6 separate regions of the Mus musculus genome follow, and regions 1, 2, 3, 4 and 6 are each linked to region 5. Evidence: chromatin loops called from intact Hi-C (ENCODE). Cell type or tissue: left cerebral cortex. All regions are shown on one strand. Each heading gives the region's core, and the rest is flanking DNA. Links, peaks and the distances in the headings are about the cores only.

Region 1 (5,386 bases), core at 116-5,115, 520 kb after region 5:
TAAGTTCAAAATGCCTTGCTATACCCTACCACGTGAAGTTGCCACTACTGGTCTCTGTGATATTGCTGTAATGTAAATTTGAAACACTCCCTGCAGGTACTTGATTTGAGATTGTAGTTTTTATTTATTTGTTTGATTGTTTATTATTTTTGGTTATTTATTTATAGAGTACTTTGGTGGAAGGCTGAAGTGATGGAAGTAGTCATCGGAGGTAAACCCATTTTTTGGTGGTACTATCCTAAGTTCTCTTCTTGCTAATCATGGGCAGTAGGTCTGACATGTCTTTGAAACCATAAAGTAAAATAAATCCTTCCTTTCCTTAGTTGTTTCTTGGTCACGATGATGCAAAACTAACTGAAGGTGTTCCTGTTTGCTTATTCATTATTGTCTAGACATACTGGTCTTATTTCCCATAAAGTGCCAAGCCAAACCTTATATCAGGCTTTGAATTTTGCTCTTTGCTTTGCCTGGAGGACACTCCAGGTATGGATCTGTTTCTGTAAATAAGGTTTAATTATTTACAGTCATGGCCTTTTATTTGCTGCTGACTACAGCTACTTTCATTTTAAAATGGCAGAACTCAGTTGCTGAGATAGGTATCATATTACCCACCAGACTTTATGGGAAATGTTTCCCAAACCTGGCTAGATCTCTCCTGTGGTCATCTTCTTTTCCAGGTCTCTGGTCTAACACTTTACTCAGACATACTACCCCACCCTTAATTTCTTCACAACATTTCTCTGATATTACTTCCATGGTTAGTTATTGCCTGTTAGTTCTAGATTACCATATTCCCCAGTGCATTTCTACATGATCTGATACATCATAGTTCTTCAATAAGTATATGCTGGATAACATGATACATAGTCACTGCCTTTATCAAGGCTAAGAAAATCTCTTGGACTGAATAATTACAAATACAAATTTATCTCTCTTAGTTCTAAGGCTGAAAAGCTCAACCTGATTTTGGTGTCTGGTGAGAGCTCATTAGTTGTAGATTCTATGCAAACAAGCTCCTATGGACTGATTATTTTGTTTAATAAACACACTAATCCCCTTCACAGGAGTGGAGTTCTTATGACCTGATCAGATCCTGAAAGCTGAACAACTGAACAACTACTGCATCTGGATTCCATCTCAACACCACAGTCAGAGTATAGCAAACCCTGAGCTGCACAGAAAACAACAGATACTTAGACCCAGGATTTGTTTAAATCAAGCTCAGTGGGGAGAAAAGGACAGAAAAGCTTGTAAAATAAAAGCAAATGAGCTCCCAAATATGGATGAGAAATCATTGTATGATAAAGCCAACGTTAAATTAATTGATGATTGATTAATTAGATCATGTACAAGCAAATATTTAAAGAACATTTTAACATGATGATTATAAAAATCAAACAGAACATTTCCAAAATTGTCTTGCCTTTTCATTCATCTAGAAAAGAATGTTCATATTACCTTGCTGAATTCATTTTAATTAGCACATGGAATGAAGTAGGAGAAATAAATGTGTTGAAGAAAAAAAAATGACCCTTTTAAAAGATTTTCAAACTTGGCTAAATTTAACTCATCTCTGTAGTTTAAGAGTCAAATACTTTTTGATACTGCCTTTCTAGTAGTTTACATTTTTTATTAATCATTTTATTTGTATACATTTCAAATGATATCCCACTTCCCAGTTATCCTCCACAAACCCGGATCCTATTCCCCTCCCCGCTCCCCCTTGCCTCTATGAGTGTGCTCCTCCATCCACTTCTGCCTAACCCTAACCGCTCTAGCATCCCCCTACACTGGGGCATCAAGTCTCCACAGGACCAAGGGTTTCCCCTCACTCTGATGTCAGATAAAGCCATCCTTTGCTACATATGTAGCAGGAGCCACGGCTCCCTTGTGTGTACTTTTTGGTTGGTGATTTCATCCCTGGGAGCACTGTGTGATTTGGTTAGCTGATATTGTTCTTCCAATGGGCTTGCAATCACCTTCAGTCCTTCCTCCAGCTCTTCCATTATGATCCCCCGGCTCAGACAGATGGTTGGCTGTGAGTATCTGCATCTGTCTGCAGACATCAAACCCCAACACTATTGCTTGCCGACAGGAACCTGGTATGGCTGTTCCCTGAGGGGTTCTACCAGTACAGGAACAATATAGATCCAGCAGTTTACATTTTTGTCCAACTCTCTCCCTATCCACAGTCATTCTCCTATAGGGCTCTAACCTGGCATCTTGTCTTTGAGCTCCCTCTGCTGGCAGCAAAACAAGTTGCAGAATTAGTCAATAACAAAGATTGTACATTGGATGGAAATTTTAAAAACTCTTTCAACTTGAAAAATTAAAATGAGTGTTGATTTACATATTTTGGTAAAAATAGTGATTGTAGCTCTTATCATGCTGAATTTTAATGTAAGTCTATCAAAATTACCCTTAGCAAAACTTTTTTATATACTAGTGCCATATGGTCAATTTACTCTTTCTTTTGGAAATATTGTTTCTGCACAAACGTCCATGTAGCAGGTGCAGACACTCTTAATTTCTTGTTAACACATAGGTTTCGGTGTTTAAATGTTATTCCAAAGCAACTAATATGTCACATATGTGGCATATGTGTTATGTCTACTTCTTTCACTTCCTGTTAGACTATTTTTGTAAACATTAGACTTTTGACAACAGCCAAAGGTAGGTATTCTGAGGGAGAAACAGTCTCCACTATTGATTGAAGAGTTAATGAGTAAAGCCATTATATAAGTCATTACTGAGATGCCTCAAAAAATCTAAATACTAAACTTCTAGATGATCTAACTATGCCCCACCTGCATACATACTCAAAGAAATTCAAGTCAGGAGATCCATGTTTGGGGGACACTATGCACAACAGGCAAGTTATGCAATTAGTTTAGGTGTCTATCAGAGGATGGACAAAGAAAATATTCTATCTATACATATAACAGAGTTTGCTCTGCCATAAGGAAGAAGAAATAATGCCATTTTAAGAAATGTGTTATCACATCAAGTTGAATAAGTCAGATGCATAAAGATAAATATTGTTCCACTGTAATATGATATTTTAAAATCCCATTAAACTAGAGGGTGCTATTTTGGAAGATGATAGAAACTAACAAATGGGGAGAGGGATTTTAAAAAAAGCATAACAAGGGTATATGATGAAAAATTATGCAAGTATTATAATAAAAATCATTATTTGGTACAATAAATATACATTAGTTACAAACCTTAAATAAAACAGAAGACTAACTTCAAAAATAAGTCTGAACATGTTAGGAATTACTATGTTCCATACAACTTAGGGCATGTTTATCTCAAATGTTTTTCACTAGAAAATGTTTATCAAATATTGTATTTCCAGATACAGTTTGACAGCACTTATGTGAGGGGCGAGAAATAACCGCAGTTCCTGCACACAAGACCGAATTGCACTAAATATTGTCTCGATGGTCCTGATCTCCCACTGACCACACTGGGTTGCGTTTGCAAGGCAGTTTAATGATTATGGATTGATTTTATTGAGCAAAGAAGTAAGGATTTGTATGAGGTCAGCTCTGATTGGATAATTAGTTGTCAACTGACATTTAAAGCACTATGGTTTCCAGTAAAACTTGTCTAGTGAAAAATCACCAGGATAAAGAAGGGGACAAGAAGTGGGGAGGGTCTGTGGTTGGGGGTGCCTGGAAGAGTGAGAGGAACTGCGAGTGTGTTATGGATAGCCCTGGGGCTAATGATATTTGATGTTAATTCCATTCTCCTGGGAGGGGCTGCGAACAAGGAATGAGTCAGCACTCAGGTGATTTCCTGGAAACCTGCTTCCCACCTTAATTTGTAAAAGAAAGACGAGCTGTTGATTGGGCAGATAAAAGGGAAGGTAGAGCAGAATGTGGGAGAGGATGCAGAGGAGGAGGAAGACAAAGACGAAGAAAAGCAGAGCAGAAGCACATGGCTTAGAGAAACCGCAGTTCTAAGGGGTCTCATAAACTGTGGAAGATGGTAGTGTAGCGGTAGATCTGCCCAATCTAGACACACAGCATGTAATCATATTAACTGTGTTGTGTTATCATTGGGAGGGCATATCTGGGTTGGAGAGATTTACAGCAACAGAAGTGGATCTGATCATTCGCATATCTGAAATTGTCAAGGAATAAACAAAAGATAATCAATATTTTAAGATTTCCAATGAAATATTTGTTTTTTGATTTTGCATTTTATCACTTAGATATTTTCTGTGTTGCCATTAGAAAAAAAGATAGGAACAAGAACCTTTGTGGGTAGCTGTACGTTGTGAGAAATATAAGCCCTAGTCACATACACGTGGTGTGTGAACAGTCCCCACAAGGTTAGAAGTATCCAAAATCATTTGGAACCCTGGTAGGTATGAATGAATGCAGGTATTGAAACAACACAAAGGAACAAGATGAATTGTTATGCTTGATACTTGTGCCTTGAAAGGAACTGATGACTGCAGCCTTCCCTTCACTCCTGATAAGTAACATACTACTTAATCAGACTAAAGGGTCTTCCTAGGGACCAGAAAACCTTAACTACATTTTATAATTTCCAAGACTGGACTCATCTATTAGGTCTTAATTCTTAAATCTTAAAACCCTGATATACTTATCCAAAAAGAGATACTGGATTGGTTTCTGATGTGTTTTAGCTTGTTTCATGCATTTAAGTGAACAAAAAACTAGCAACAATGCCCTGATTCATCTAGCTTTTACTTAAATTAATCACTTTAGATGGCTTGCTGTAAATAGCATAAGCTCCAAGTAGGAATGGGAGATGGGGGCACAAGAAAACCAGTCAGGAGGCTTTGTAGACGTCCAGATGAGAGATGACAAAGGTTTTTCACAGTGTAGCCATATGCAGTTGTTGCACTTGGTCCTATTTTAAATGGTTTTGTTTGTTTGTTTTGTTTTGTAGAGTTTAATCATTTAGCTATTTGATAATACACTTTTATTTTTACAAAGATTGAGAGTCAAACTTGAAATCATTTTACAGAGTATGATGAAGATAACATAAAACAGAAGCATGGTCCAAATTCAGATGAGGAATTAGATGACTGTGTGTGTATATATATATATATATATATATATATATATACACACACACATGTATATAATTTATATATTTTGTTCTAAAGTTAGAATTTTTGAAGACATTTTTGAGTTCCTGGTGTGAAAACCTTTTAAATGTCTTGAAGGAATAACAAGCAGTCTGCTATAACAGAGGATTTGGGGAATGGAAGAAAAAGAGGAGATAAAGATTATTTCATGGTTTAGAATTCACTAATTGCAAAGGTGGAGGGTGATTTAGGAGACAGGGAAGTCTGAGGTAAGAACAAAGTTGGTGGCAGGGAAGTCTGAGGTAAGAACAAAGT
Region 2 (5,386 bases), core at 215-5,214, 65 kb after region 5:
GAAGGTGTCATGCCAGAATTAACCTTTTTATTGAGTTTTTACAGGCCTCAAAGGTCTCACCATATGATAGTACACTTTACATATATTTTTCATCACTTATGAGTAGGTCATCTGCTGTAAATCAGGTGTTATATGAGAACTGCTCTCAATTTCTCTTAGTCCAGCATTTTTTTTATCATAACTTAATGTATTTGTTTGGCAACAGAACAGAAAGCATTGATTCCCTCTTTCTCAACTTCTTTCTTATTATGCTTTGAACTCAGTAATAATGAAGTTTATTTGCCTCAAATATTCCCTGGGAGAGAACATCAAAGCTCTGAATATAATAATTAGTCCTGGATTTTGGGATCACTGATGGAAGGGAGGTCTATCTAGGGAATATAGGTAGTTACCTTGCCACCCCATGAGTATAATTTATATCTTGAAATTCCATTTACTTATAAAAGAGCTGAAACTCTGATTTAAATGTATTCCTGATGTTCGGTATGCTTCAGAATCATTGACATATACAAATCAGACCTGCTTAAATAACCTGCACATTTTAAATCCAGAAAATTAATTATCATTAGAACATGGCTCAGGATTAGATGAATAACCCTTGGTAGTGACAGTAATTGCTAACCTAATTGGAGGATTAGTCCGCTGAAAGTGCACTGGCAGATAGAAGGGGAAAAGAGGTCACTGGGGACATTGAAGAGAAAGAAAAATCTTTTAAAAATGTTTATAGGACTTTTTGGGGGAAAAACATGTTTCAGGGATGTAAATAATGTTTCTGTTGATGTCCATGCATAAATGTAGAAACTATATTTTCTGTGTTCTGTACTCCCTGCTTTAAAAGTGTCACATGTTCATTAAACAAAATATATTGAAAAGCAATAGCCTATGCTAGAATATATGGCCTTGATGTAACAAACTCGTGAACAGTGAAGACATTCTTGCTATCCAGGTTTAATGTTACCAGTTTTTGTTGGAACTACTTCAGTAGACAATTTTGCTTCCCTAGATCCAAGAGTATCTATGCAGCCTACCTAAAAATATGATGTGGGGGCTAAATGTGTAAAAAGGACATTTACAGTCTGTGTGGCAGTCCTCAAAGCTTCCGATCCTGCTGAAATACAGACTCACATGTCCCACTGTCACCTTGCAGTGGTATAACAGCTTACACTTCAAGAGCACAGTGCGGGTAGGGGGATGAAAACTCTGTTTGCCAAATTACTTATTTTAATTAGAAAGGTATTTAATCTTGGTGTGTCTGCTTTAATACTGGAAATGTGCTTATAGAACCTGCCTGACAAATATACACAGAGATATTAAGCTGTGTTGTTTTAGGCCATGGTTCCTGGTAGTACAGCTATAAGCCTTACTAGCCTCACTTTAGAGCAGCTACTGTTCTATTCTAAGCCTCCTTTGAGCAAGGCTCCAACTCAAGCAGGTCAAGCATACTGTACAGTACCCGTGCTTTGCCACTGTGACTGTAGCAACGAAGCCAGAGATGCTTCTTTAGACTCTAAAAGAGAATAGCAGTTTAAACCAGTCTCAAGTTTTTGGTTCTTGGATAGTGTTTCAGGCACACCATTAGATCTTGGGGCTATGTGCGCATGAATCCAGGATGACCTGTGGTGCCTTAAAAGTCTATATTGAGACATTATTGCCCAAATTTCTCATTCCTTGGCTAAAATATGATCATAGTAACCAGTTAGTGTAGATTCCATATAGTTAAAAAGTTTAACATTCACAAAAAGAAACAAATCTGGAACTTGTAAGGGAATCGAATAGAAATCATAAACACAGAAGATATTGGAGACAAAAGATTTCATGAACTAAAATAAAATTTATCTGAAAAAATATATATGAGTATGAGAGGTAAACAATATTTAGGAAAAATAAATGTGTTAAAAGTTTTAAGATCCAAAGTCCCTTTTACTTTATACTCATATTAAGCAATTGTTAGGAACGATGTAAGGACTATGCGACACACATTAGTTCATACACCTATTCTAGTAGCAGATATTTATCTACTGCATTTTAAATTCAGAGCACAGCTACTGCTGTCTTCACTCTGTGCCTCTTTTGGGTCAAGACCACCATGGTACCTTCTTTCAGGTCATCAGTGAGCAGGCATCCACAATCAAGCAATGTAGATTTGATCCTTGATGTACATCCCACCTCATCTCCTCAAAATCGGCCTTTCTTGGCTTGTGCCAAATATAAATGCCATTATTTATATTGCTGATGTGTCCCGAAGAGAGGCAACCTCACACTGGTCCCTTTTGTTGGGCTCTTCAGAGTAATATGGGATGCTCAATATTTGTGCATTTTATTAGAATCAAGACTCTTCTGTCTACTCATTCAAACATAGGATAAGAATGACAGTGTCACATACAGAGAACAGAACACTCCTTTGGTTGCTTCAAAATGCTTTTTTTTGGCCCCATTTTCTTCTCTGCTGAGCATTTGAGTCCAAATTTAGTAGGAATGACTAAGAAATTTCCAGGATGTGACAGAGTATTCAGTTCATTGAGTCCCTCCTTGTCATTTTCCAATAGTTGTAACTATTGCCAAGATTTCCTCTTAACATCGTAGGTGCCACATTATTCTTCCTTCAGAGCTGTTAAATCACTCATGCAAGATCTGTCCATGCAATGACAACCTCCTTATAAATATAGCTGATTTTATACTATGGTATAAAGGAAATTCCCTGCAGACGTTTTGAAATCTGAGTCTAATAAGTCATGTAAATTTCATTATTTAGTCTCAATCACTGAAATCCAGCAGTCACACTAATCAATGATCCAATAATCAACTGGTCTTCAATAAGCTAGGTAATGTGACCTTTCATTGCTGGGGCTGGAGATAGGGATAGCACTGTATAGATTTGGAAATACAAGTTCACAGTCAACAGTCACGAGTATAAGTCATGGGCTGTTAGTGACCTAGATAGAGCCTCTGGGAGTCAATATAGATTTAATCAGTCTGATTGGGAGAAATCACATATAATTCAAAATGAAATTATATTTAAAGTAGACCTTGTGCAATAAAAGGAAAGCTATCAGACACAGAAAGAAAAGGGTAGTTACTAAACTAATGAATGACATTAGGAAAGACATGTGTGGTTAATTGGTGGAGGATTTTAAAGGAAACATCCAGTCGTTATTTGTATATTTTATAGGCAAGGTGAAATCATTAAGAGTTCATGAGGAAGAGAAACTTATTTTAGAAACGCAAACATCAGGAGAACAAGGAAGACCAATTAGGGGATTCTTTGAACAGTAAAGTCACACACTAGAGCACTGGCTATAAGTAAGGAAGGCGAAGGCCATGGGATCACAAAGCAGAGAGCACAAGAGTGAATGCAAATGTCCTCTGGGTTTAAGTGTGAGCAACTGAAACTTGGTAGATTCTAGATACTAAAAGAAAAATGAAGGGATAAGTAGGGGAGACATTAAGTTCTGTTGACCTGCATTTCAGCTATTCTTTTTTTTTTTTTTTCTGTTTTGAAATCTTTCCCTTCCTTCGGGACTCAGAAAAAATGATCTCTTTTGTCAATGAGAATATCCTGAGTGCCACCATTAGAATTAACTCTGACGTCATATATATTGCTCTAGCTATATGCCCAACCCTTTTAGATACTGAGTAAGTTAATGGGATGCATTAATTACCTATTATTTTTTAAGTATCATTCAAATACATAATTGACCATCTGAAAATGTGTATGAAATTAATGGATACATTCTACCACAAAGGATGTTAAGCATAGCATTTTTTCAAAACCTGACTTAGAATATGCATTGATCCCATCCACTCATTCTCCAGTCAGGAATATGTTGTTTGTATGGTTGAACAGCGTCATCTTGATCAACTGGATCATTAACCAGATTTACTTGCAAATGATTTCTGACTTTTTATGGAAGGAAAACCTACTTTCTAAGGATGAATACTTTATCCAAATGATGATTTAATTCACAAAGAACTCCAGAAATTTTCCTCATCCCTAGAGAAAATGTGGAGTTTTTTTTTTTTTTTCATCAAATGTCTTTGTAGACATTCTTTGGCTTTCTCTGTGTTGAGAAAACCCCACAAGGAGAAATTTTCACAACCCATAAATAGAACTCTTTTAAGTTTCTGCCATGTGACAGTTGCCCCAGAAGTACATTTATGCTTTAGTAGGTTGAATTTGTTGACTCCTAGGAGAGCTATGGTGTGTATCTACACTAAATAAAATAACCCCCAAAGATATTCTGGCCAAATGTGTTCTGCAGAGCAAAAAGGGGCATCTGGCATATTATTGAATGTCGTAGTGTTTAATAAAAAAGAAAATAAAATTACCTGCATGCTTTCTTTTCAAAGAAATGCAGAGAAATGTGTTTCTCCTTGGCTAAAGTAACTTTTAGATACTTCAGATGTTGTTGCTCAGCTGGCATGTATGATGAGAATAATATTAAATATGAAAATGGAGGAAGGAAGAATCACAGAGATACTGTGTAGAAAGAGACCAGTGGCCTAGAAAATATGCATAACAATGGTTCTTTAAAACCTAGGCAAAATGATCAACTCTTGTTCCTGATAACCTCTCAACTCAACAAATTAGGGGAAAGGTCTAATAACATCAACTTTATATCTGTGCTCCAAGTGCCCTCTCTGCTACTCCATGGATTACTTATGGACTTAAATCTGCTTCTTGTTTTCTCTAGCTCAGTAATGGCCACTTTAGTGTATGTTTATTCTATGTTGATGTGTGTCCAAACACGCAGCCTAAAAGGATGGCTGACTTTTGTCCTTGAAGCAGTCTGTGTTGGGTAGCAGACTTTCATTTGAATGCCCCATTCTAAAGAAAACATAGCCAAGTCCAAATCAAGAAAATCACACTCCAGGGTTCAAAGAACTCTGGGCTGTCCTCTTGTGTTTGTAGAATTAGTGTGAATTCCATGATATCATATTGGTTTGCTTGTAAATGTTACTTTAAGGAAACACTGAGTTTACAAGTAAATTCTATTTTGAATTAAGATACAATGAGCTGAAAAAAATCTATTTTCTTTACCTTATGGTGAAAGTAACTTTCATTGTAGAATCATTTTAGAAATCTAGGCAACCTTCTTTGTAACACTGCTTTGAAACTCAGGCAACTGGCAACCATCATACGTGATAACCCCCAAATCCATGAAAAGCAATCACATGGTTAGAGAAAAGACTCAGCAGGTAAAGATCCATGCCATACAAAACCTAGAGACTTAAATTCTATCACTGGAACCTAAATAAAAGTGAAAGGAGAAAACACCTTCACATGGATGTTTTCTGACTTCCACATATGAGCCATGCACATACACATCTAACACACACACACGCGCATGGGCAAGCATACACACACAATAGTAATATAAGAAGTAAA
Region 3 (5,386 bases), core at 148-5,147, 320 kb after region 5:
ATATACCTAGCATACACCATAAAAATTTCAAAATTATATCATATGACTAAAATGTATATAGTTTTAATTATATAAATATAAATCATAGGAGTAAATCATATGATGTTGGCTCTGCAACAGTCTTGGATGTAACACCAAAGCATATCAACAAAATCAAAAGTAGATAAATCATACTTTATCAAATAACATAAAATTATGTTCCAAAAGAATTAACCTACTCATAAAATACAAATAAATAACTCAATCCTGGTAAATCTGTACAACAGAATATTGTTAACAGTAGAATAGAATGATATAAGGTTCTATGTCCCTGCATAAATGAACATGAAATCTCCTTGCTAAGCTAAAGAAACCATAGATAAAAGGCTAAATATTTTATGATTCCATTCATATAATATATCCAGAAGGAGCAAATCCATACAGACAGAAAGTTGTTTATGATTTTCAGAGTTCCTAGGAGAGGTGAATTGCAACTAAAGTACATAATAAGATAGGGTTTCATTTGAAATATCAAAATGTTGGATGGATGATGGTTACCTAACACTTTGAACATACTAAAGTCATTGAATTTCCTACATTACATTGGTGAATTTTTGCTATGAACATCATATCTCAGTAAAATCATTTAAAAATATATGTTGAGTAAGTTATATTTTAAAAACATTACTTTATTTGGGCTACCTGTACTTCTATAAGTAGATATTAGTATATTCTCTGGTTATTAAAAAAATAGTTGCCAGTTTCTGCCTTTTTCCTCAATTTGGCCTAAACTCATTGATACATAATAGTTTCATATTTGCCTTTGCTTTCCAAGGCAGTTTACAGTAAAAGATACCAGTTTCTCCAATTGTTTCAGCTGTGTCCGGAGGCTGGATCACTGATTGATAGGTATCTGTGTGCCTACCTAAATGAATGTAGTCATTCCAGTTCTCTTACACACCAGACTGCACAGCTCTGAAAGACAGGACAAAGTCAGTAGTCATTATTTCAGCCAAGTGACACAGCTGTGTTCTTCAGTTCACCAAAAGCTACTTGAGCATATTACTTATATTGTATTCAAAAAGAATATCTCATCATGTGGGGCATCTTTTTTTCTTTCAATAAAACTGTTGTTGCTCATCTTGAAATACAAAGACAATTTTCTGGACTTTCTCCACTATTCTGTAAAAGCCTCAGGTACATACCTGACATGTGATTAATTATACTGACTAGCAATGAAAGAAAGAATATATGTACCCAAAGCTCAGGAATAATAGAGTTTCACATCTCTGTCTCTTAGTTTATAGAAAGAATGAAATAAAAATGGAAGAGTTAACACTTAATACCACACCTTAAAATTGTGATATTTCATTGCAGTTTTCTTATGAAGAAATACACATATCACACACACACACACACACACACACACACACACACACACACACACACACACAGTAGTGGGATGAGGGTCTGTTACAAAGGTAGAATGTAAGCAATGTGGATTCTGATTCAATGTCTTTCTGATTCTAACACCTGTCATCTTTATCCAGTATAATTTTTTGTTAACGTTTTCTTTTATTCTTTAATCCTTTTTAACAGTCCAGACTTCATCCCCACCCCTGTCTGCCCCTCAACCACTTCTTCTGGTCCTATACCTCCTCCCTACCCCACCACCTGTCTTCAAGAGGATGCCCACACTCCCCCACACCCATTCCCACCCCACTCGACCAGACCTCCCCACTTCCTGGGGCTGCAAGTCTCTCTAGGTGCATCTTCTCTCACTGAGGCCAGATAAGTCAATCCTCTGCTCTGTATGTGTTAGGGGCCTCATAAGCTGATGTATGCTGTTTGGTTGGTGGCTCTGTGTCTGAGAAATCTAGGGGGTCCAGGTCAATTGAGACTGCTGGACTTCCCATCTGAATGCTCTCCTCCTCAGCTTCTTTCAGCTTTCCCCCATTCAACCACAGAGGTCCCCAGCTTCTGTCCATTGGTTGGGAACTAGTATCTGCATCTGACTCTTTCAGCTTCTTGTTGGACCTCTCCGAGGGCAGCCATGCTAGGCTCCTGTCTGCAAGCACACCACAGCATCAGTAATAGTGTCAGAGGAAACAGTATGAGGAAAATAGACAGAATATGATCAAAATACATGAAACTGTCATCATGAAACTGAGTATTATGATGATTAATAGATTCAAGTAAAAAACCTTGAAAATAAAGTTACATAAACTTTTATGGGTGCATTTCTTGGGACTTCTTAATCTGAGAATGAACTGAACCCATTAACACTAAAGAAAGCAAAGAACAAATAGTGTTACTCTATCAACTAGTTTTTAACAATACTAGTTAAGTCATGATATCATAGAAGAACATGCCTGTAAATGCATGTTGTTTGGGGGATATTATTATGTATCACTGATATGATGGAATCATTAAAAGAAGAAACATCAGAAGACCTCAAACAAAACTGCATGCTCTTTATTTTTTTAAAATATTTTTTTATTATGTATTTTCCTCAATTACATTTCCAATGCTATCCCAAAAGTCCCCCATACCCTCCCCCCGACTCCCCTACCCACCCATTCCCACTTTTTGGCCCTGGTGTTCCCCTCTACTTGGGCATATAAAGTTTACGTGTCCAATGGGCGTCTCTTTCCAGTGATGTCTGACTAGGCCATCTTTTGATACATATGCAGCTAGAGACATGAGCTCCGGGGTACTGGTTAGTTCATAATGTTGTTCCACCGATAGGGTTGCAGACCCCTTCAGCTCCTTGGGTACTTTCTCTAGCTCCTCCATTGGGGGCCTTGTGATCCATCCAATAGCTGACTGTGAGCATCCAATTCTGTGTTTGCTAGGCCCTGGCATAGTCTCACAAGAGACAACTGCTTGCTAGGAAAACACTGTTGTCTCTGCCCTCTAGTGGTGAGGCCATGTAAATTGACTATTTTCATAACAAAAGAGCAGAACCAAAAATAATTGTTTTAGACCTGGGGCTTTACTGTTTGACTCCTGTGAGAAGTGACCAACAGCACCCTTTCTATCTTTTGTATGACTTATCTCTGTATAAGTTTTCTAATGGGGTAGTGAGGTTCATTTATTTATCATGTTTATTACATGTGTGGCACCAGAGAATTATTTGGCATGTAATTATAAGTGATGCACATTTTATGACTTCATTGAGTTTCCATGTTGGTGACTTCCATCTACTGAACATTTGTTTTATATATAATGTTCTCTATTATCATTAGATTCTCATAAGGAAGATGTTATCATTTATTCACCTAAAATCAATAAACTAAGGCAAATAGAGATTCAGTCAGTAAATCAGAGATGTGGTATGAAACCAAGAAGTTTAAAAATAAAATACAACAAAGATTTATATCCAAGTACTTGGCACTTTTGCTTAAGCTAGTGGTTCTCATTGTTCCTAATGACACATTCCTTTAATATATTTAATATATTTCCTCCTGTTGTGGTGACCCCCCAAATCATAAGATTATTTAGTTGATATTTCATTACTGTAATTGTGCTGTATTTATGAGAGTCAATATAAACATTTGACATGTGAATCATGTGAAAGTGTCATTTGACCCCTGAAGGGTCACTATCCATAGGTTGAGAACCCATGGTTTAAGCAGTCCTTCAAGAGTCTAAAATAATTTACAGCTCTGTAATAAATATATTGATACATGTTAGTCTTTTACTTAAATTTAACAACCAACATATATAAGACATTAAATTCCCTTGCCTTTTTGTTACCCTGTGCCACAATGACTGCCCCAAAATTTTAATTATCTTTTTTGTTTCACTGATGGTAAATATTTTCTACCAATTTAATACATTATTTTCTTTTCAAGTTAATTGGAACCTAGATAGTACAAGCTGAGAGTTCAGAGAAACTAGATAAATATTCTACTTGAGATTTAATCTTAAAATCTTCCTAAGCTTTTTGGATATCTTATATACATTTCCTTGTCATTTTTTTAAAAAGACACTTTTTCCTCATCTAGTACTCCATTTTCCATTTCCTCTGAAATGAAGACTTTTAATGGATGAATCCAAGTCATACTAAATATAGCACCCCGAAAGGTCCGTCATTTGGACTGTTGAATAGTTCATCAATTAGCAGTTATTTTTAACGCCTGTTACTTGCCATTCTGTATGTCTCCCACTTCCTTTCACATTAATGAGCTAAGACATTATCATGTAGGTTTGTCATTTACCGGTTGATTTGGAACAGTGTGTGAGGGAGCAGGATAGAAAGAGAAAAGTCAAAGCAGAGGCTTTTTAACAAGCTCTTCTTTCTCTTCATGAAACTGATTAAACTGCTGAGGCTGGAATAAAAGTATAGGAAAGGTCTCCAGGAAACCCAGTTATCAGTTAAGCAACACCACTGCTGAGTTTTCATGAGAATGTTCTGAACTTCTTTTTCTAGCACATGAAAGAACCCCTTTGGCCTTCTTCTCTTTGATTACCCAAGAAGTTGTATAATTCTAAAGCAACCACCTTTCAAGTTCTTTGCATCAGGCTTACCTGTTCTCCCCTGACCTATTTTCTCTGTTTTTGTAGGTCAATACTTAACGTAGCAAATAGAATAATTCTGAGTCTTAGCCTGTCAATGAAGGCACGAGTGGGGTGTTTTATGTGTCTTTTCTCCATCCTTTCTTTAGCAGCATACATTTAGAGACGACAGCTATATAATACCCAAGTATAGATTAAACAAAAAAGTAGTGTCTGTTGAATGAATGTTTTTATTCTATGCTATACATGGGCAAAGAAACAATAAATTATATTTTGTTTTTTCCACTAATATGAGTGAATGTTTATAAGCTGCAGTCAAAACAACTTACCTAAACCAGTAGATTTATATTTGTGACTAAAATGCTTTCTGAAAAAGCTTGTGTTTTAATAGATGATGGAGCAAGAATTAAAGGGAATGTCTTTGTGGGTGAGAAAGAAATATCAAGGGAGGTTTTAGGAGTAGACAAAGGTTTGAGTATAGATTTAAAATTTTTTTAAAAGATTAATAAATACTCAAGGTGATGGAACTTTTTAACTGGTAACAAGAAAAGTAGCAATACTTCCCTATATATAGACTTCCAACATCTTGTACTAGACAGTTTCATAACTAGGATATATTGCCTATAATGTTTCCTTGTCTGCTTCCCTCACTAGACACTGAATTTCATGGGAGGCTGTGCTTGAACTCCACAATGAATAGTAGAACGTGTTTCCATAGAATCATAGTGAAAGTCTAGTAAATATTAATCACATGAAAATCGAGAGAACTTAGTTGTGAGGAAATAAGTAGTAGGCACACTAAATAACACATAAAAGTTTTTTTTTAAACAACTGCTAAATGGCAGAGTATTAAATAATAATGAACATGGGGAACTCTCCATGAGGA
Region 4 (5,386 bases), core at 298-5,297, 97 kb after region 5:
TGATGGTTTCTTCCTGTTATTTTGTTGTTGTTTGAGATGGTGGTAGTGGTGGTGTTGTTGGTGATGGTGGTGGTGGTGGTGGTGGTGGTGGTGGTGGTGGTGGTGTGTGTGTGTGTGTGTGTGTGTGTATGCACACACATATGTGTGTGGTACCCTTCTTTTGGTTTGGCTGTTTTGAGATTATTTCCTGTGTTTTCTTGGGTGTAGTTAGCCTCCCTGGGGTGGAGTTTTCCTTCTAGTGTCTTCTGGAGGGCTGTATTTCTGGATAGATGTTTAAATTTGACTTTGTCGATGAATACCTTGTTTTCTCCATCTGTGTCACTGAAACCTTACTACAAAATTGGGGTTGGGGGTGAGATAAGCAAACGAGAAGGAAGAAAAGAAAATTGCTTAAGTTGTATTGTATCAAAAGTATTGCCATTTAAAGTATGTGGGTACAAAAATGAAGTGGAGCTATTGAGATAGCTCAGTGGGTAAAGCACACGCCACTAGCCTGACGAACTGAGTTTTACTTTCTGAATATACATTAGAATATTAGGACACAATCAGGACAAGCCCCTAATGTAGGGGTGGTGGTGTATACCTCTAATATAGGAGTTGGAAGACAGAAGCAGAAGCATCAGAGGGGTCCAGTCCAGTCCAGTCCAGTCCAGTCCAGTCCAGTTCAGTCCAGGTTATAGGGCAGATCCTTTCTCAGAAACAACAACAGCAAAAGATACACTGTTTGTAATTGGCATATGAACTGATAAAATACATAAGAAGTTACTCAAGGTATGGTTTTTCTAACACTGTTGATATGTAATGAAATTAATAAAATCGAATAGGAAGAGGAAATTAATACCACATATAAGAAAAACAAGTATAATTCAATATTTCATGTAGTCTCTGAGTCATAAATATTTCATCTTGAGTGTTTTGGAGTGACACTTCCACTTTCCCCACGATAATATGAGGTTGTTTTCAGGCACAATCAAATGCTCCTCAGCACTTGGAAGTCTGTGACCTAGAAACATTAAATGTTGAAATTGAATCTAAGGAGAGAGCCATAAATATGAAAAGATATCAGCAAAAATGTTCAATACAGATTAACATGTTATAAAAGTAAACCTCAATGCCTAACAATATGTGGATAAAAAATTCACGTCATGAAATTATGCAGTTGGTTATAATTGTCTATATTTCTATGTTTTCCATATTTTAGCACAGAGTATACTAATGTTCATACAAAATATTAAGAGTATTTCAATTTTGGATTTCTCATCCTCTAAAATTATAAGCTAAATAAATTTCTGCCCATTTTGAAAAACTCAATTGTAGTACTCTGTTATAGGAACAAAAAAGGAAACAACATGTGATACAATTCCACTTGCATGCAGTATCTAAAGTCAAAGTCACAGATAGAATACAATGGTGACTAACAGGCCTGACAAAAGAAGGGAAATGTAGAGTGCTGTTTATTAGTTACAGTGTTCCCCACTTGCAAGATGAAAAGGGAATGGAAACTTATTTAGTAACAATATACTTTAATAGTCATACTTAGTCATATATTTAAAATGGTTAGGATGGTAAATATGTGCATGTTTTTAACATGCACAATGATGCCAGCAGCGGCAGATATGGGAGCATGGCACCAGTAGACAAATTGCAGGGTATGTAGTCACAGTCACGGGTGCTAGCTTACAGCAGTCTAGAGCTCACTCAAGTCCTGCCCCAACATACTGCCAGCTAGCATGATCACCCTGACTCTAAGCAAAAACAAGACATTAGAGAAGAATGGTTCATTTTCTGAGTTAAGTCTCCTCAACTGACTCTCATAGTCCTTGTTGCTGCTGGAGATCATATTGGTGTTTGTTTTCTATGCTACCCCTGGAGACCAAGTAGTTGTTCATGGTCCTTCCTATTGATTGGCAAGGAAGCTTCTTTTAAAGTGGTATCGAAGACTGCAGCCTCATAACTAAGAACAAGAAACACTGAAGGTTTCTGTGACAACCTCTCCACACCTCCCCCGCAAAAACGGAAAATAAAATAGAAACAATCTATATAGAAAGCTATTGAAAAGAGTTCTTAAAAACTGTGATAAGGATGCTGGAAGGTAGCTCTTCACAGTTGATGGCTTTTGACAAAGGAGTAGTGAGGAAGTACTCAGTTTTCTTTAACACTGTCTATTGGGAGTTTTACCATACACCAATTAATATATGGACAACACAAATAGAACTTGGTGCTTTGTTTTGGTTTTGGTTGTTTTTTTAGGGGGTGGGCACAATTGTAGAAGGGGGACATGGGAGGAATGGGAAGTGAATGTGATCAGTGTACATTGTAGAAAATCCCTAAATAATCAATAAAAATATTACGATGAGGGAAACATAAAAATAAACTTATGTACGGCTTAAGGAGTACAAGCAAGAACTCTGTTATAAGACAATGGTTAAACTGCTGCATTTTTTAAACCAAAATCCTCTAGCAGTAATCAATAAAACACGTACTCTAACACAATGGTTCTTACCCTTCCTAATGTTGGGATCTTTTAATAAAGTTCCTCATGTTGTTGTGACTCGGACCATAAAAATATCTCATTGCTTCTTCATAACTGTAATTTTGCTACTGTTATGAATCATAATGTAGATATCTGATATGCTGGATATCTGATACAAGTTTTAAGTAGTTACTAGTTTAAAGCCATAGACAAAGGTTTCTCTCAGTTTAAATCAGAGAAGCCTCTTATTGCAATGAATGGCAGTGAATGCAGACTCATGGGTGCTCCAAGGTTCTGTGAGTAAGTGATGGCTGAATGTGTAGCTTGAAATAACACATTTATGCCATGCCCCCATCTTACTTACTTTTCTCTTGCTGTAGTAGGCAGCATAACCAACACAACTTATAAAAGAAAGAGTTACTTAGGGGCTTACAGATTCAGAGCACTGGAGTACCTGACTGTCATGGTGAGGACCATGATGACAGACAGGCAGTGTCTGAATCTTGAGCCACAAGCTTTCAGAATGGCACTAGTCTTTTGAAACCTCAGAGTCCACCCTCACTGACACATGGCCTACAAAAAGGCCACACTTCCTTATCCTTTCTAAACACTTCCAAATAGCTGGGAATCAAGTACTCCCTCTAGGGGCCATTCTTATTTAGATCATCACACCCTCCAAGAATCAGGGAACATTACTGAAGAGGGGACAAGAAGAACAAATACAGGAGCTAGGAAAGAGGGAGAAGTGCAGTAGAAGGCCATCTTCTGGCTACAAAGTGGTGTTTGTAAACATGGATGTACAGTAGCTGGGGTTACCTTCCCTGGGACTGCACATGGCTAGCCCTGTAAACCAGTCATGGATAGGGAGGGAATAGTGGGGCTCTACTGCTCCTTGCCAAACTACTGGCTACAGATAAATTCTGGGAAATGGGGAGTTATTTTTTTTATTAGATATTTTCTTTATATACATTTCAAATGCTATCCGGAAAGTTCCCTATACCCTCCCCCCACCCTACTCCCCTAGCCACCCACTCCCACTTCTTGGCCCTGGCATTTCACTGTACTGTACAGGAGAGTTATTCTCTTCAGATGCATACCCACAGGTAAGTCCACATGTCTCCACTAGATAGTTCCAAGTCTATGCTCACACACATGGCTCTGGCTAAACTCAGGGAGTTATGAAACAAAATACAAAGGTGTGGATATGGAAAAGCATTGTGTAGGTAAAAGGGAAAGGTGGACAGGGAAGGAGAGGGTGGACAGGGATGGGAGAAGATAAAATAGGATGGGTGTTAAAAATAATCAGAGTGAATCATACACACACACACACACACACACACACACACACACACATATTCATTCAAAGAAAAACTTTGATTAACAAAACAAAATGGATGACAGAAAAAAAAGAAAGTGTAATATATTGAATTTGCTGGAAAGTTGTCTAGGCAATTGGGCATATAATTGGATTTATAGGAAATCAATTTTGTGGATTGAAATCAAGGATGTCGTTTAGGTAAATTTAACACTTAGACAATTATGTGATGTGATTCAGTACAATATAATGCAGGGAAGAAAATCAAACCATGTACTAAATTGTTATGTAGAGGGTTCCCCCCCCCCTTTTTTTCTTTTTTTTTGTTATTAGATATTTTCTTTATTTACATTTTAAATGTTATCCACTTTCCTGGTCTCCCTTCGAAAACCCCCTCCCTTTATCCCCTCCACCTCCCTCTGCTCACCAACCCACTCACTCCTGTTTCCTGACCCTGGCATTCCTCCACATTGGGGCATAGAGCCTTCACAGGACCAAGGGCATCTCCTCCCATTGATAACCAACTAGGCCATCCTCTTTGTAAAATAAGTGTGAAATCCAACAGATGAGGTAGATGGGCCACTTGGATACCAGAAAACCCAAGTGATTAGGCAGTTAGGAAAGGAAAGGAAAGGAAAGGAAAGGAAAGGAAAGGAAAGGAAAGGAAAGGAAAGGAAAGGAAAGGAAAGGAAAGGAAAGGCAAGGCAAGGCAAGGCAAGGCAAGGCAAGGCAAGGCAAGGCAAGGCAAGGCAAGGCAAGGCAAAGCAAGGCTTTTAGGTATATCAACATTTTTAAAGCAAATCCTGCCTTAGAGAATGGATTGTCTGGCTTCGTAAGATAAAATAGAAAGAGTAAAAGCAGAAGTCACATGAAAAGGTTTTGGCATATTGCTTGATAGAATGCATGTACAACATGAACAAGGCCCTGGGATCAGTCCCCAGTACCATATAAATTGGGCATGGTAGCACACACATAGAAACCTAGCATTTGGGAATTAAAGTAATTAGGATCAGTTTAGCCTGGGGTACATGAAACCCTGTCTCAAAACAAAAAGGAAAACAGAGAAGCAATCCAAACTAATATAAATATGTGAGATGAGAAAATGACAAAAGCAAGTATATACCAAACTTTTAAAGCATATATCTCAAAATAATATAGGACATACTAAGTCATATTTATGTCTCAGAGATGTGGCATTCTCATCTGTGATGCATAGTTCTACTGAATTACCACTGAATTTAGTTTCCTGAAACTTCCATCGGTTATTGACAGATGGCTATCTTACATTGTCTTTTTGATAAATGACAACTGGTTTTGCCATTTTGCAACTTCACCAAGGGTAGGCAAGGGTTCCACTGCTCTCACATCTTCATCAATGCTTACTTCATGTGCTTCTCAAAGTAGCCAGGCCCTTCGATTTAAGTGTTTGCCTCTCTCCTGAATTCACTTAGAAACACGCTCCTTAATGTAATGGTATTGAGATGCTTACAATGTGATTCAGTCAGGAGGCCTCTGATCTCATAAATGCCATGGATCGGTGCCCTATAAAGAGGCCTCTGTGAAATTAGAGTTTCCTTTTTGTCAGTGCATCTTTATGC
Region 5 (5,386 bases), core at 187-5,186:
CCAAATGAACTCACAAAGAGGGGGACTTGAAAGAGTTAAGCATTTCTCTTTGGGATTCCAGGGATAGTTTATGTTTTGGTGATATAGGAAGGGACAAGTGGCAGGTATTAGAAGATAAGGCAGCTGGAGGAACAGGGTTGTTCACAAAATGAAGTCAAGACTGTCAGACCTAAAAAGCCTTGTAAGGTGCATCTCATCCAGGCATTTTCAAACATTCTGGTTTTAGTAGTTGAATTTTTATGTTTATTTTAAAAAGAAATCCCACAATGAGCTGTACTGCACAGAATAGATGGAAGTAGAGGTGCCATGTTTAAAACATTGTCAAGGGAATTTACAGGCTGCTACTTTTAGGAAGCGAAGACTCCAGCTTGGAAGTGACTGACATTGACCAAGATACTCCTTTCAACAGGAAGAATATCATACCCACAAAACTCACATGGCCAGTTAATATAGGAGATACAAAACAAAACAAAACATATCTCCTGACTAGTCGGGTGCCAGGATAGAGTTCTTTAGGAATGGAAATAGAGAAAAGTGCTAAGAATGTATATTTTTCGTAATATGATCAAGGCATGAGCTTGGTGGGTACCATGAGGAACAGGAGGTCTGTGGGAAACAAAGAAAAATAGACTCACACAGTCCAGAAGAGTTCAAACTATGAATCTGGAGGGTATCCAAAAATCCCATAGCAGAACTGCTACTGATAAAGCAAGCCAGGAGAAAGGGTGTTTTGGAAGCAGGTGTCAAAAGAGAGTTCTTATTCTTCCTCCCACTCAAATGCCATTCTACTGGTCTGAGATGGCAGTGGAGAGAAAATAAAAGACAAATAGGCTTTTCTAGGACATATTGCAATTCTGGCTTTCATTTTGCCCTCCTCAGATACATAGCACTTTGAGGATTTGAAAAATGATATTCATGCTTTTCTTTAAGTTACTAAGCACCTGGGGAATAGAAATGAGTGGTAGGAAACCATAAAAAGCATGCTTTATTTATAGTTAAGCCAATTGGATAATGTGATTTAGAGGGACCCGTTTGTTCCATGTATATATATACGTGCATGTCTGCGTATGCATGTGTGGCTGCATGTGTTTGAGTGTGTATTAGTGTGTGTCTCTGTAATATGCTGAGGAGGGTGCCCACAGGGGCCAGAAGACTGTTCGGACCTCAACGAGCAGCCTGACATGAGTACATAGTACCAAACTTGAGTCTGATACAATAACAGCAAATGCTATTACCCACTGAGCCATCTCTCCATCCCCCACAGATATCTTTCTTTATGTTCTGGATTGAACTTGACTGTGAGTCACAGACATCTTAGTGGAGGAAAGAGAGAGAAGAATGCATGTGGTCTACAGTCAGACAGAATACATTAAGTTAGAGACATCTTAATCCAGTCTCATCAATCTCACATCAGATATTTTCTCATAGAAATGAGAGAATGAGGTGGAGAATATAAAGAAGTAGAAGGAACTTTTGGATGCCAACAAGGACTATGTCTTATTTATTCTATTATCCCTGTTTGGGAATTAGCAAGATTGATGGGGGAAGGTTGATCAATGTGTAAGTAACAGTTAGGTGGGAGGAAAACGTTCCGATGTGCTATCGCACAGAAAGATGACTATACACAATAATGGACTGTATATTTCAAAACTTGAAGATTTTCATGGTAAATAGTATTTGACCAGGTGTTTTTAACATAAAACATTACACAATATACATGCTTTAAGAGACTGTGGTACTTCCGTTGTAAGTTTAATTTTTTTTTATATTTTATGCAATAGCTAAAAATAAAGTTTAGAGAAATAACTGAGAAGAAACGAATTTGAGCAGGAAAGGTATTTGCAAATACCCATGGACTCAAGTTGTCAGTGTTGGCCCAGTGGACCCATGTGCTCATGCCAGAGAGTTCAATTCGCAGTCAAAACACAAACAAGTTGATGGTACATAAGGACTAGGAGAGCAGATGATGTTTGCGTACTTGTACTTTGTAATGGTAATTGCCCCTCTTGGCTGTATATGCTCAAGTCTTCTTCTATGAGTCTGTTTACTGACAGTATCTAACCAAGAGAAGACAATAAATCCACAGGCACTCTAAAAATATTCCGGGGTTATTTAAGCAAATGGTAAATAGTTCTCCTGGAGAAATGGATGAAAAACTATGTAGGAAAGCCCTTTTCATTTCCTTGTAATATTTCCTAATCCTTTGCCAAGTCTGTTCCTTTTCTAAATAAAACCTTTGTCCTTGTTTAGCGTTTTCATATACTGGACCTGGAATTCCAAAAGCAATATGAGTTGAAGAACAGGGGCCCTTGAATAAGGTACCAGAGTAAATTCATTCCAAATCCCAAATATCTGGTCCTGGTCAAAGTTTCTTCTGATCTAGCTTACGATGAAATACTTCCCTTCCTAGTTCCTGAAATTTAACCAATTGTTCTTTCTGAGTGGAGACATCTCTTCTTCCATCTGGAATCAATACCAACCACGCATTCATCAATAATTTTCAATGGATTTTGACTGATGTTGTCTATATGACAAGGAAATGGGAATACAGTGAACAAGAGGAGCTCCAACTGTGCAGGCATTCCAGACACAGTGGGAGCAAACCAGGGGTCTTCGCTCCATGAATTAAGCTGATGTTTTCTTTGCTTTCTCAGAGACTCTGGATAAGTTAAGCATTGGTTTTGCATTTTAGTTTATTTTGAAATGACCTGGGAAAGAGGAGAGGGTCCAGTACAAAAAGCGTAGAGCCCTAGTAGAGCTTTCTATTTAGCCTTGGAGATTAAAACAAAACAGCAAAATAATAGCATCTAAAGGTACAGAGGTGGACGGACTAATGATCTCATTAATGCATTTACAAGGACTGAGAGAAAGAACCTATTAGTACAAATTAGCTAGTAAAAGGCCAAGCTGATTCCAGAATTGGGGGTTATAGATGAATCTTTTTGGTTTTGAGGAAGAAGTAAAAGAAGGAAGCAGGAAATGGGGGATGGAGCAGAGCTGAAATGAAGATCTGGGCTATGCTCTTTTCCCCCAATATTGCCCGTGGTACACGTCCAGGCTCACTGCGTGGCTCCCAAATGGCCAGATGAGGGGGCGACGAGGAGAAAAAAAAAACAAAACAAAAAAAAACAACGAGGCTTGGCCAGTACACTTCAGCACGAAAGGAAAAGTCAGCAGAAACCACTGGGTGGCAGCGTGGTGTGCTGGAGCAGCTCTGCAGTGCCTGCTGCTGCCGCTATAGTGGGGGCTGAACCCGTCTGTGTGCCCTGGCCTCCTCTCCTGAAGGGCTACAAGTGTCGCCATGCAAAATATCTCCGCAGGTCTCTGGTGGGATGTGGGCTATTACTGAGCCATGTGCAGGAGTCTGGGCAACTTCTGGGGTTCTGGCTGGGGCTAACTCTGAGTCCTGTACTCAATGCACACCCTCTTTCCTCTTCTCCCAGCCCCAAAGCCCAGCACAGCCCAGCTCCTGCAAGGCAACTATCTCACCCTAAGTGCCTCCTCCATCACTGTTTCTCCCTAAGCCTCTTTTAGGGAAAAGGAAAGAGGGCTTTGGGCAACGGGGCAGTGTCTTGATCTTCTACAGGTGTTCGTGGGAGCGGGGACTCTGCACCCGGGGGGTGGGGCGGTCGGGGGCGGCGGGCGGGCGGGAGCCAGTAGCTGGGTTCCGGGAGGGAGGGGCCGCCGAGACAGGGAGGGGGCCTCCGCCAGGCTGTCGCGCTCTTCTGGAGGGTGCCTGCAGCGACTGAATTCCTGTGCTGCGACGGTGCCGCGCCCAGAGCAGCAGCCACAGCGACGATGCCAGGCCATTACCTGTTTGATCCCTGCGGGAAAGCTGGCACCGGCCAACTTTTGCCGGTCTTCAGGCGGCGAAGTTGCAAGGACTAGTGGAAGCGCCGGAGGGGCCAGGGCGAGGGCGCGCTCCCCCGTGCGCTGCCTCCTCCCTCCTCGCGCCCGCCGCCCGCGCCCGCGGCCTCTCTCCCGCCCGCGCGCTCTCCCTCCGCCCGCCTCCCTCCTCCGGCCCCCTCCACGCGACACAGGGCGGGGGTGCCGCGAAACTCCGACCCGAGCCGCTTGGACTTGCACCGTGTCCTCGGGGCTCAGGGGCCGAGCGCACGCAGTCACAAGCGCAGCTCTCTGCCTGCCTCCTGCTAGTCTCGCCTGCCATCCCGGCCCGGGGCTGTGGCGTCGGTTCGGACCAAGGCTACCAGAACCCGCGCGGGAGCCCGAGCACCTTCGGAGGAGCTCAGAAGGCATGCTGAGCCCCCTCCGCGACTGAAGCCGGAGTGCCCAGAAGCCCCGGCCAAGCAAGCGCAGGCTAAGGAGACCCAGGCGGCCAAGGCGCGAGCAGCGCAGCAGCGGAGGAGCGAGAGGAGGCGAAGGCAGAGGGGCCCCCGAAGAAGTGGTGGTGGTGGGCGTCGTGGCCATGGCGGCGGCTATCGCCAGCTCGCTCATCCGGCAAAAGAGACAAGCCCGCGAGCGCGAGAAATCCAATGCCTGCAAGTGTGTCAGCAGCCCCAGCAAAGGCAAGACCAGCTGCGACAAAAACAAGTTAAACGTCTTTTCCCGGGTCAAACTCTTTGGCTCCAAGAAGAGGCGCAGAAGGAGACCAGGTCGGAAAGGGGCTTTGCCTTTTATCTTTGCCCTCTCTTACTTTGCGACTGTGAAGGGGGTTGGGGGCGGCATGGAAGCGTAGGTGAGTTTGGAGCCTAGCTTGTGCAGATGAGGCCCCCTAGCCGGTGTGCGTGCGTGGGAAGGCGATTGCTTTTTTTTTTTTTTTTCCTTGCCTCTGTAACAGTTAAACAGGCTTGCTGCAATGCAACTGCCCTGGGACAGGCACAGAGCCCAGGAGCATAGCTTGCCCTGGAGGTGCGCCCTCCTCTTCAGACCTGCCACATGCATGTATGGGTGTGCATGCCCCTGGGCTAAGGGAAGGCGTAACCCAGACAGGCTGTCCTGTAGGTTTGGAGATCGCAAGAGAGGAGCAGGGCTGACTTCATTGCCCATCCCTCCTGGAAAAGCCGGGGAACTCCTATCTTGCTTTCATCACTGCCAGCCAGACCCTTCCCCTCCAGGTTCCAGTCCCAAGGGCTATGAGTTTTCCACTGTTTAGGCATTCCATTTCTTTTCGGGACAGACGTGACTTGTGGGGCAGCTTTGAAGCGTTTGCTGGAGGGGGGGTGGTTGTGGTGGTGGCAATAATTCTAGAACCTTGCGTCAAAGATTTTAGTGACCTGGTCAGACTAGTAAAACTGATAACTTGACATTAAATACAAGACAAAAGACAGCACTTAAATCATCTTCAGGTTGTGGGTCCTTTTGGACCATTTCAGTGCTGAGTGGCAAGGTATTTCCGCGACAGAAGAAATTCCAAAAGCCTTAGGTG
Region 6 (5,386 bases), core at 275-5,274, 160 kb after region 5:
GCTTTGGGGATAATATTTGTAAATGAAGAAAATATCTAATAAAAACAAACAAACAAAACCTGTTACATATATGCTGAGAGCCTAGATCTGTATAATGCATGCTCTCTAGTTGGCAACTCACTTTCTATGAGCCCCTATGGGTCTAGATTAGTTGATTCTGTAGGTTTTCTTATGGTGTCCTTGACTTCTCTGGATGCTTCAATCCTTCCTCCCCCTCCTACACAGGATTCCATTTTTGGTTGTGGGTCACAACATCTGTTTCCATCAGCTGCTGGGTGGAGCTTCTCAGATGAGAGTTATGTTAAGCTCCTGTCTATAAGTACAGCAGAATATCATTAATAGTGTCAGAGATGGGTTCCCTATTGTGACATGGGCCTCAAGCTAAACCAGCTTGATTGCTCTTTCCCTCAAATTATGTTCCCAGTACAGGGGAATGCCAGGGCCAGGCAGCAGGAGTGGGTGGGTTGGGGAGCAGGGCAGGGGTGGGGGAGGGTATAGGGGACTTTTGGAATAGCATTTGAAATGTAAATGAAGAAAATATCTAATTAAAAAAAAGAAAAAACCCTCACACAAAAAAATTACGTTCCATCTTTTGCCCTTGCACATCTTGTAGGCAGAAGAAATTGTGGATTTAAGGTTTCGAGGCTGGATTGGTTCTAAGATTTCTAGTTTATTAGTTTATATTATTATTTTTCTAATAATATTTATATTGAAGTCTAGTAATATTGAATTAACTCATCAAGTTATGCCTTTGTACTTGTCCTATTTGCATTATCTAATTTTTTGACCACTCAGGATGTTTTCCACTATCTCGTGTCTTTATAAATGAAGTATATCTCTAGTAGATAGTATGTTTTTGTTTTTTAACCATTAAAAATGACTGAAATTATAAATATGCTATAATTTATGTCTATAACTTTACTATTACTTGGTGATGATCCCTACATTGTTGACTGTACTATCTCTTCATAGGTTAATTGATAATTTTTCTTAAAATTTTTATTTTTCTTTGGGACTGTATTAGATATAGTTTTTACTCTTATTTTATTGTTTATTCTAGAGATTATATTGTGCTTCTTTAAATGCCTATGTTTAACTTAATATTTTGTTATTTTCTAGAAAATATGAACATCTTGGAACTGTATAAGTCCACTTCATAAGTCGACTTCCATCTGCACATACATATCAGATCTATACCTTGGTTTTCATGTGGTTCCCTCAACAACTGAAGCTGTGGCTGTCTGTGAATCCCATTCCCCTACCTATGCTGCCTGCCTTCAGTGGGAGAGGATGTCCTACAGAGACTTGATGTGCCAGGGTGGGGGGGAACATAGGGGAGCCTCCACCCTCTCAGGAGAGAAGGGGAGGGGGATTCAGTAGGGAATGAGTGAGGGGTTAATGATCAGGATGCAAAGTGAGTTTAAAAACAGAGGCAATTCTTTATTTATAGGACTGGCAAGTCTATTTCAGTAGTGTCATTCTTGTTTTCCTGCTAAATGCCAAAATACCATCATGTTTTGAAATTTTTCCCTTAGGGTCACTAGCTGATCAGCATTGGTTTTCAGCCTTCTCATTATAGATCAAGAGATTCAGATCCAGAGAAGGTAGGTAATTTGTCACTATCAATATCCTCCTTGTAGAGACAAGTAGTAACCTTGGTCCTGATTTCAGGTCTCTCCTAAATGTGTCATGCTCCATCTGAGGTTGGTTATTCAATTATTTGAAATATAACCAAAGTGTAAACTAAATTAGAATTTTTGTCTCCTGAGTTAATGTACTATGGTTAAGAAAAGCTATTCAAAGGAAGCTAACAGTTCCAGGCTTTGAATACATCCTTATTCTAAGTGTCATGAACACCCCTGAAGCATTTAACTGTTGTACAATACTTGCATTTCCTTGCAACACTGATATAATTAGAATTTTAAAAGGTCCATACAAAACCTTCATCAAGGAAAGCCCATATAATTACTGTAGAATAACTGATGTTTTACTTAGTTTCTTTTTCAAAGAACCAAAATATTTTAATATTTTTAAGTCCTGGAAAACTCATTTCTTAGCTTCACCTCCCTACAATTTTGGGAACATGCAAACAATCTTATTCTTCTAATTGTCATAGGCGAAGCTACTGAAGCAGCTTGAAAGCTAGTTTCTACAGTTATCCTGCCTCCACACAACTTAGTCAGCATGTCTGTACAGTTTCATTATGAAACAAGTGCGTAATGCAGTCCATCAAAGAGCCAAACTTATTTCTGATCAGCAACGTGGTAAACATGGCAAGGGCCTTGGCTGGATGATAACTATTTAAAAGAAGATTAGACTGCAGCTCAGAATGCCCAGGCAAGGAAACAGCACTAAATTTTGAACAAGAAAAGGCTAAATATGTACTACACACAGAGATTATGCATTTTCCTTTGCTGAAAAAAAAAGTTTAGATGGGACTGAAAACAAAGCTGCCAGCCAAATACATGAATAGAAACAGTTAACAGATGGCTGGGGTAAAGGGGAATCAGAGTGGGTGTTGGCAGAAATTGTCATAGTTCTTGGATTCTGTCCTACCAGATTGATGCTGCTTAAGCAAGCAGGGCTGTTGTTAGCATTTGTTAGTAATTAATAGGAAGAATTGTCATTTTAATTAATTTATTTTTATTGGCATATATCCATCAGACGTAGTGTTGGGTTTCATAGTGATCATTTCTTTCAAGTATATCATTCCAGAATTCTCACTGGAGTATTTTATAACTAGGTTGTATCAGAATGTGTTCTTTTTCACACAAATATTATTTATTGAATACGTTTTAAGTGATTGGGGTTATTTTAAAACTCATACAGGCTACCACAAAGAAACAAATACAGAAGAGTAGGAATTTATTATTTTAGAGCTAACATTTTAAGGGGCTCATAATGTGGTTGGTAAGCACAAGCAGAGGTGATGAAATATTATCTGAGTTGTGGCCTGAAAGAAGTGAGGAGAAGGCAGTGGGAACAACTGGAAGAAGATAGGTCCAGGCAGAGACAATGAAAAATGTTAAATCCTTAAGGCTTGGTAAAGTCTGGTAAATTGTAGTAAAAGTAAAAGACAGGCTGGTCAACAGAGCTCAGTAGCAGAGTACATCCTAGCAAACAGAACAGAGCAAAAACTCAGCAAAGAAATGAGATGGAAAGAAAGGCAGAATGGAGACAAGGTTGGGAAAAGATGAAGAACACTATACTTTCACTAGACTAAGATCTAATTAGAAAAGAATGTTGTCTTGAAAATAATTTTAGACTCATGGCATATAGATATTAAATCCTTTATCAAGAGGTATCTGTAATAAAAGAGAAGAAATATCCCAAGGATTGAATTACTTACAATGTTTCCCTATATTGAAGTTATAGAAGGACCAACAAAAGACTGATAGGATTAAAGGAAAGAAGCAGGCCTTTATATTTTGGTTGGCTTCTTTATTAAGGTGAAAAAGGATGCATGCCTAGTGTGATGGAACTTTCTCAGAAGAACGAATGAAATGGGTTTGCATTTTTCATTTCTTATGCTATTGGGTAAATTTTAGATTTCCCTCAGTGGGTTATGATGTCTCTTTAGTAATAGTACCCAACTAAATATGTGTTTTACAAGATATATTTAATACAGTCATCTGATTCTAAGGCTGTTGATGAAATATTGGAAACCCTTTTCCAAGTTAAGTAGAAATAATTCTGGGAAGTGAGATTTTTAGTATCATGGGCATGATGTTATGAAATTTAAAACAGTGGTCTAGTTTTTTATTGTGATATTGAAGAAATTCACCTAATAGTAGATTTTAAAATCTTCAAACTGGTCTAATGCATGGAACAAAACTATTCTAGTGCTTTATACTATCAATGACTGGCTAATTTATATCATGGCAGGTCTGATGATAACAGCTTATAGAGAAGACAGTAATTTTAATTAAAAGTAGTGAAAAAGAGGGAGGCAATGAATATACATTTGTAGCTCATACTTAATGGCCACTAATGAGGTTATATCATTAACTATTCTGAAGTCATTCCTTTTGTGATTTGGGCAGCTAATCCCTGGGACATCCATAGTGCTTGATTGAAATTTACTCTGCTTCCTGTAGTAGTTGATAGTAAAGTATTTTTGAATGAAGAAAACTTCTTATTCCTGTTCCTAAAGAGAAAGTAGTGCTAAATATAGATGTTTTGTATTGCTTCCAAAAAAGAGGTTGGGATTTTGGGTAAAGTGGAGGGCAGAGATGTTCATTTACTAATACAGTCTAAGAAAAGTTCATTATTATCATGTAAAGAAATCACCTATGGTAATTAGCACCTTGAAGGAATACTTAATAAATATCTGAGATGGTCCTCTGTTTACTTCCTTTACTATGGAATAATTATAATTAACTCACCCTAACCAACCCCAGCATGCTGGTATTATATCATAAAGAGAATCAAAGCATAGTCTGAGAGAGTTTAGGTATTGACATGTAATTCAAGTGCTCAACCTTACAGTGTGTGCATGTGGTTTATTTATACCAATAGGCCAGTTTCTCACAACACTTCTGATAAATTTTCAATACTTTTTAGTGGCAATCGAGTAGGAATGTTCTGTAAGTAGAGGAATATATTGACCTGCTTGCTTTGAGCAGCAGTTTACTTTTACTGAGACAAGGACAAGAGGATATAGATTTCAATTGTATGAATTAAATACCTCCTATGGCATCACATAGAATTTATGTATAAGGATTGTTTGAAACTGACCATATGGCAAGATTAATCTTCCCAAAACATAGTGTTAATCTTCTGCTTCATACTCAAAATCCTTTAAGATAGCTCTCCATTGTCTGCTGAACACAACTGACCTCTTAAATTGTCTTTCTATCTTTAAAGGTTATAGCATGCTCATTCCCTTCACTGACCCTAAATGTTGACCAAAGTCTTCTTGGTGTTTCCCTGTTTTGTTTTGTTGTTGTTGTTGTTGTTGTTGTTGTTGTTGTTGTTGTTGTTTTTGTTTTGTTTTGTATCCAGGGTATTGTTTTCATGCTGTGTGCTCCAGCAAATATGGTTATTAGTATGCATCCTGCTTCTTCCCTCAAGATGTTCAGACACTCTTGCACACTGGGCTTAAACGAATGAAGCTGAATCAGAATGGCTAGGTCATATCTGCAGGATCATGGTCTGGCCAAGTGACTGCTGGGGAAAGAAGGCCTTCTCCAAGATGGTTTCCAGTGTTACATCTCTTCTTTATCAGACGGAAGTGAAACATCTCCCGAATGGTATTCAGTGAGATAGTCCTCAGGGATATATAATATTCAGGGATAATAAGGACTACATAAACCTTGGGGTGTGGGCAGGGTTTTGAGGGGAGTGTAATAATAGCTAGTACTGAGGTGCTGAGAAAACTTTATCT

The links. A loop is a pair of places that touch in the nucleus more often than their neighbours do. Peaks named below come from ENCODE experiments on the same cell type or tissue, not always from the same donor. Only the 100,000 strongest peaks of a DNase experiment are listed, where the experiment ranks them.
Region 1: it touches region 5 in a loop (18-fold over the local background); 7 of 42 quality-filtered maps call a loop at or near these places.
Region 2: a loop joins it to region 5, with 2.4 times the contacts of the local background. A loop is called at or near these places in 2 of 42 quality-filtered maps.
Region 3: a loop joins it to region 5, with 16 times the contacts of the local background. A loop is called at or near these places in 9 of 42 quality-filtered maps.
Region 4: it touches region 5 in a loop (2.6-fold over the local background); 2 of 42 quality-filtered maps call a loop at or near these places.
Region 6: it touches region 5 in a loop (2.9-fold over the local background); 2 of 42 quality-filtered maps call a loop at or near these places.

What each region holds. Positions count from the first base shown.
Region 1 is chrX:58,617,425-58,622,810 of GRCm38, reverse strand. No RefSeq gene overlaps it. Among named protein-coding and RNA genes, the nearest start is that of Gm25851, 260 kb to the right of the region's middle. In left cerebral cortex, for the core only: a CTCF peak has its summit at 2,243 (motif pointing left); a DNase peak (open chromatin) is centred at 2,221.
Region 2 is chrX:59,067,977-59,073,362 of GRCm38, reverse strand. The region is part of intron 3 of Fgf13 (fibroblast growth factor 13); the gene reads left to right. Among named protein-coding and RNA genes, the nearest start is that of Mir504, 27 kb to the left of the region's middle. In left cerebral cortex, for the core only: no CTCF peak of the experiment used is centred there; DNase peaks (open chromatin) are centred at 1,075 and 2,415.
Region 3 is chrX:58,810,534-58,815,919 of GRCm38, reverse strand. No RefSeq gene overlaps it. Among named protein-coding and RNA genes, the nearest start is that of 4930550L24Rik, 98 kb to the left of the region's middle. In left cerebral cortex, for the core only: a CTCF peak has its summit at 2,904 (motif pointing left); a DNase peak (open chromatin) is centred at 2,880.
Region 4 is chrX:59,035,914-59,041,299 of GRCm38, reverse strand. No RefSeq gene overlaps it. Among named protein-coding and RNA genes, the nearest start is that of Mir504, 59 kb to the left of the region's middle. In left cerebral cortex, for the core only: a CTCF peak has its summit at 3,091; a DNase peak (open chromatin) is centred at 2,909.
Region 5 is chrX:59,133,104-59,138,489 of GRCm38, reverse strand. Fgf13 (fibroblast growth factor 13) reads left to right here and starts at 4,054. Exons shown (of 5, transcript NM_010200.3): 1 at 4,054-4,613. The coding sequence starts at 4,427. In left cerebral cortex, for the core only: a CTCF peak has its summit at 3,207 (motif pointing right); DNase peaks (open chromatin) are centred at 3,772, 4,211, 4,507, 4,731 and 1 more place; H3K4me3 peaks cover 2,291 bases; H3K27ac peaks cover 1,774 bases.
Region 6 is chrX:58,973,866-58,979,251 of GRCm38, reverse strand. No RefSeq gene overlaps it. Among named protein-coding and RNA genes, the nearest start is that of 4930550L24Rik, 65 kb to the right of the region's middle. In left cerebral cortex, for the core only: no CTCF peak of the experiment used is centred there; DNase peaks (open chromatin) are centred at 2,269 and 2,404.